2 separate regions of the Homo sapiens genome follow, and region 2 is linked to region 1. The links are chromatin loops, found by intact Hi-C in ENCODE. Cell type or tissue: IMR-90. All regions are shown on one strand. Region 1 holds the start of MLN (motilin). Region 2 overlaps LOC105375026 (a long non-coding RNA gene).

What was found. Hi-C counts contacts between places; a loop is a spot of excess contacts. Peaks named below come from ENCODE experiments on the same cell type or tissue, not always from the same donor. Only the 100,000 strongest peaks of a DNase experiment are listed, where the experiment ranks them.
Region 2: it touches region 1 in a loop (2.0-fold over the local background); 3 of 110 quality-filtered maps call a loop at or near these places.

The regions. Positions count from the first base shown.
Region 1 is chr6:33,803,588-33,806,087 of GRCh38, forward strand. MLN (motilin) reads right to left here and starts at 416. Exons shown (of 5, transcript NM_002418.3): 1 at 366-416. In IMR-90, no CTCF peak of the experiment used is centred here; no DNase peak of the experiment used is centred here; H3K27me3 peaks cover 2,238 bases.
Region 2 is chr6:33,903,661-33,906,160 of GRCh38, forward strand. All of the region lies in intron 1 of LOC105375026 (a long non-coding RNA gene), which reads left to right. LOC107986590 (a long non-coding RNA gene) reads right to left here. Exons shown (of 2, transcript XR_001744097.2): 1 at 1,339-2,500; 2 at 1-392. Among named protein-coding and RNA genes, the nearest start is that of MIR7159, 5.8 kb to the left of the region's middle. RefSeq lists enhancers at 1,169-1,318, 1,399-1,448. In IMR-90, no CTCF peak of the experiment used is centred here; no DNase peak of the experiment used is centred here; H3K27me3 peaks cover 2,132 bases.

The DNA.
Region 1 (2,500 bases):
GAGCCACTGCAGGGCCAAATTTTTCTTACCTTTCCAGAGCAAAGCCACCATGCCAAGAGGGGCCCTGCGCCCATGATGAGCTCTGGCTTGGGTTCCCGGCCCACCGTGGATGTGCCAGACCCACCCACAACAGCCTCTGCTTTGCCAGGAGTTGTACCCACCTGCTTGCCTCCAGCGTCTGTGCCTCAGCCCTGCCTCTGCTCACTGATGCCCTGGGAATCAGCGCGGGCACTCAGTGCGAAGCCCGGCTGGGCACTGGAAGGTGGCAGAGGGCCCTGGACCAGGCTGGCTCTGGCTTGCACCAGCGTTCTGCTTTAGGGCTTATGCTGACCACTCCCCACCCACTTTCTCCAAGGGCTACTTACGGCGTGCACGTGGTCTGAGTGGGTCTGGAGGAGTCTCTCTGCTTGTCTTCTGGTGTCCGGCTGATCTGACGGGTTCTTATATACCTCCCAACCCTGGGAGCTGCCCTTGGAGCCCATTAACCTTTGACCACAGCTTTGGGGGCCCTCAGAGGGGGAGCCTGGATTCTTGAAGCTCGTGGAAACTCCAGGCAGGGCTAGCCACGCTATGGGCTTCCAGGGCTTTCCTGGAAGGAACAGCGACAGTCAGGGTTCGGTGGAAGCTAGCCCCCACCCAGATGGCATTCTCCCGTCCACTGAAAACTCAGCTGCCTCTCAGAGGTCATTTTAACAAAGCCTTTTCTTTTTTTGTTCCTTAAATATATGACATTGGTGAGCGTCTGCAGGCCAATGCTCTAGTGATCAGATTTTCTGTCGGCCTGTCAGAGCGCTGTATTAGAAAGATAACTTCTCTTCAGTCTTCCCCCTGAAGCCCCTCATGAAAGAAAGTGTTCAGGAGTTTGTGACAGCATTTCAGTGGATTAATGAAAATAAAACTACTGAGTCCAGACCCAAGGCTGTGTGGGGCCAGATGCCGCGAAGGAACCGAGGAAATGCAGAGGGGTGACAGTGTAGGAGGTCTGCACGCTGCAGCCTAAACGGGGAGAAAGACACCTACCTGGACAATGTTTCATGGTAATCATGCAATTCAAACAGTATGTGTAAAGATTCAAAGAGGGAAGAGGGAAGAGGTGAATGTGATCTGGAGTCAGACCTGGCTCGCTGTTGCTGGGGCTGGGCGGGGCCAATTCCAGAGCGCAGCATTACCCAGGAAATGCTGAGCACGAACGTTCTGATTAAACGCAGCAACCCCGTGAGGTGGGTGCATTTATTTCCCCCATTCAATAGATAAGGAAACGGAGGCACTGCTAAATAGCTCATCTGTGACTCCTCTGCAAGGTGTCTTTATACTAGGGTGAAGGCCAGACGTGGCCAGGTGCAGCAGAGGGCAGGAGTGAGGGCTTCTGGAGATTTGGGGCACACACAGGCTTAGAATGGTGTCACAGGAGGTCCCCTGTGTGGGCTGGGAGCCGCTCAGTCGGGTCTGAGTGTGGGGACCCTTAGCAACCAAGCAGAAGGATTTAGATTTGATGGAGGAAATGGAATATTGGGCATCTTCATGATACCTTGAAGGGGATGTTAGGGCAAAAACATCACTCTGGAAGATGTCTAGTTTTCTGGGTACCGGTCATGGACCAGGCAGAGGCTGAGGTGGGGTACAGTCTGGGTGTGGAATCCCGAGGGTCTGGGTGGGCAGTGGCCATTTTCCCAGGCGACATACGTTGGCCAGTAGCACCTTCCCCACACATCCAGACGCTGCCTCACACATCCAGAGGGGCACTATTTCTTGCCCAGGAGACCCTGCCTAGCCAGTCCTTGGGTCTGCTCTGGCCCTTCCACTCAGAAACAAATGTTTGCAGTGCTTCAAACCCAACACAGATAATTTCTACCTTCCCTACTCAGCAAGGCTTAATGAAAACAGATGGCAGCTCAGTGTCCTCGCTTCCTGCCAGCAGGGTCTCTGTGTACAGCACCCACATTAGAACTCCAGCACACTGGACCAGCGGCTGTTGTGAGATGTGCAGTGTGGCTCTGAAGTCTGAGACTTACATCAGGAATTAAAGCTCCAAATGCCGGGGGTTTGCAGCAGAGTTACCATCCCTTAACCTTGGGCCTCATTGGAGTCTGACTGTCCCTGTTTCAAGAGGGGCTTTTGGGAAGAGGTCGCTAGGCTGGGCAAGGTGGCTCACACCTGTAATCCCAGCTTTTGGGAGGCTGAGGCAGGAGGATTGCTTAAGGCCCAGGAGTTCAAGACCAACTTGGGAAACATAGCAAGACCTCATCTCTGCAAAAAATAAAAACAATTAGCTAGATATGATGGCATGCGCTGTGGTCTCAGCTACTCGGCAGGCTGAAGTGGGAGGATCATTTGAGCCTGGGAGATGGAGGATAGAGTGAGCCATGATCATGCCACTGCACTCCTGGGAAACAGAGTGAGACCCTGTGTCTGAAAAAAAAAACAAAACCAAACCGAAAGACAAGGTCACAGACCTTGGTGGGGGCAAAGTAGTCCCTTGAGAGTTGGGAAGTAGTCTATC
Region 2 (2,500 bases), 100 kb after region 1:
AACCTTGTCATTTGACTTGAGTATCCTGGTCTTCGTCATTTGGCTTGACTATTCTGGTCTTCATTCCCTGTCCCTTGAGGTGTGGGTGTGGCAGGTCCCCTATGCACTCATGTCCATCAGCATGACAATTGCAATCAAGTTCTGCTTTTTAGGTTCCAAAGGAAGCTGGAGATGACCTAGAGCCTTTGGCTTCTCCGCCTAACATCCGCTTGGGCAGGTGGGCTGCTCTGAGTCTGGAATGGTCTTTTTGGAATGGCTAGAGGCAGGAGCCATTTGTGGGGGTGTGGAAAGTCACTGGTGGAAATATTTTCCTCCTTTTGTCCTGGAAAGCCTTTGGGATGCCCTCAGGGCTGGGTGAAAGCCAGCCAGAAGGTGATGGGGTGTTGCCCTTTCTTCTCCCAGCAGGGAAGGGGAGAGAAGGAGAACACGAAGTGAGGCATGGGAATGAGACAATGGTGGGAAAAGAGGACGCTGGAAGGAAGATCTACTCTTCCAGTCTGCAGGTGGCCCCCGAGGAGCCGCAGTAGGTCATGGTAGGGGAGAATTACAGGCGGGGAAAGTGCAAAGCTGCTTAGAAGAGGGTCCAGGGTGGAAGGGTGGAAAGCAGAAAGTCCTGGAAGTGGATCTGCTTCCAAGGTCGGGAGTGGGAACGTGGACGTGTGCTCACCTCACCTGCAGTTAAACTCCAAGGGGCTCCTTTGAGGAGAAAGAGGGGACACCGTTGCGGAGAATAGGGCTCCTTCCTTTTTCCTCCCCACCTCCCCACTGCGCAAATGCTGGAGGTTTGAGCAGTTAGGGTTCTCAGAAGGGCCTCGCAGATAGCACCAGTGGTTTATTGGGGGTTGGGAGGTGTGTCTTGAGGCTGGGCCATGAACTGGAAGTGTGGAGTGACTTTTTGCCTGGCCACACCCCCCAGCCACCCCTCCCGGGGCTTGGCCTTGGTCACGGCCCATTCTGGAGCCTTGGGCTCAGCTCATGAGTGCACACTGCTTTCTGCTGGGACCAGCAGTCTCACAGTTGCCTGGAAACCATTCTGGTTTTTCACAAACCTTTGCCTGCCTTTCATTCACCACACACAGGAAGAGCCTGCAGCTAGCAATGCTATGCACACTGTGTGGCCTGAGCTGTAAGAAAGGCCATAGCTAGAGCTTCTGCCAGGGCAGGGGCACTAAAGACAGACTTGCAGTTCAGCCACAGGACTAGGCCTCTCTGCTGCTGAGCTCCCAGCGGGGTCCCACTGCTCCCTCCATTATCCTTATAGGGCTCTCTCTGAGTGGATCTAAACCCTTCTTCAAATTTATTTTTAGCATAGAATACTCTACAGACAGAAGAGCTTACCTGCTTTATTCAATGGGTTCTTGCAGCCCAAGGGATGCCTTAGCCCTGATATTGTAGTATTCGTAGGCTGATTCATGATCCCTGCCGACATATCCTTAAAAGACTGGATAGATGCTACACACAGCTCAGCCCAGCCCTCTTCTTTCTAGAACACCCCCATCCCCAGCTGCCTGACACCCTTCTCTGGACTAGAAAAAGCCTTGTAACATCTTGCTTCACCGACAACAGAGTGAGTGGGTTTCCTGTGCGGAAACACCTTGCTTGGGTGAAGTGTCAGATGAGGCTATATTTTGCTTGGTTGTTCGTCCTCCATCATTCTATTGGCCTCCTGTGCTCAGCGGCACCCGGATCCTCCTCCTTATCTCAGGGCCACACCTTACACTTGTCCACTCGGAATCTGTCTTCTACTTCCCTGCGCCCTGGGCTGGTCCTTCTGCAGCTTCTCTCCCTGTGGTTGAAAATCTAACCACCCACTGTTGTCATTTCTCTTTTGTGTATCCCATTTCCCCATTGAAAATAGCATTCAATAAGACAGGTTCCAGCATGCCTCCTCTGACCACCCCACTGGTAACAGTTCTGCACTCAGAAACACACATGCTCAGCCCTGCTTTGGGGTTTTGCTTTTGGTAAACCATTTCTCTTATCCTTACAAATTTTTGAAACATCATCTTTCTGTCTCAGATTGCTTCCTCCTTAAAAACCCAGCCCCCAGGGACCTGCCTGTTTCATCTTTACCCCATGCCTCTAGTGGCTTTCTTGCTTAGCCAGGTGACACTTTTCAGACAGTTTAGGGATGGCATTGAGGTGGGAGGAAGGCAGGCTCTCTGGATCCTGCCCACCCCTGCCTTTCCCTTAGCCTTCCCTGCGGTGGTACAAACACACAGACCCTTTCAAGTGAGGGCTTCATTGGCAATTCGTCCAGACAATACAAAAGGAGGGTCAATAAGGGGAAGGGACGAAGGCTCCAGGAAGGTCACTGGGTCCTTCTAGTTTACTTCCTGGTCCCTACTGCAGTGTCCATGACGATCCTCAGTCTGTCTTGGGTGTCTTGAATGGTGCTGATATAGTCCCCCTGTTTCTGCTCTTTCTCACATTCTTCTCCAGGGCCTGTTCCCAGCAAGATCCCTGTGCCCAATATCTTGCATTTGCATTGAAGAGGCAC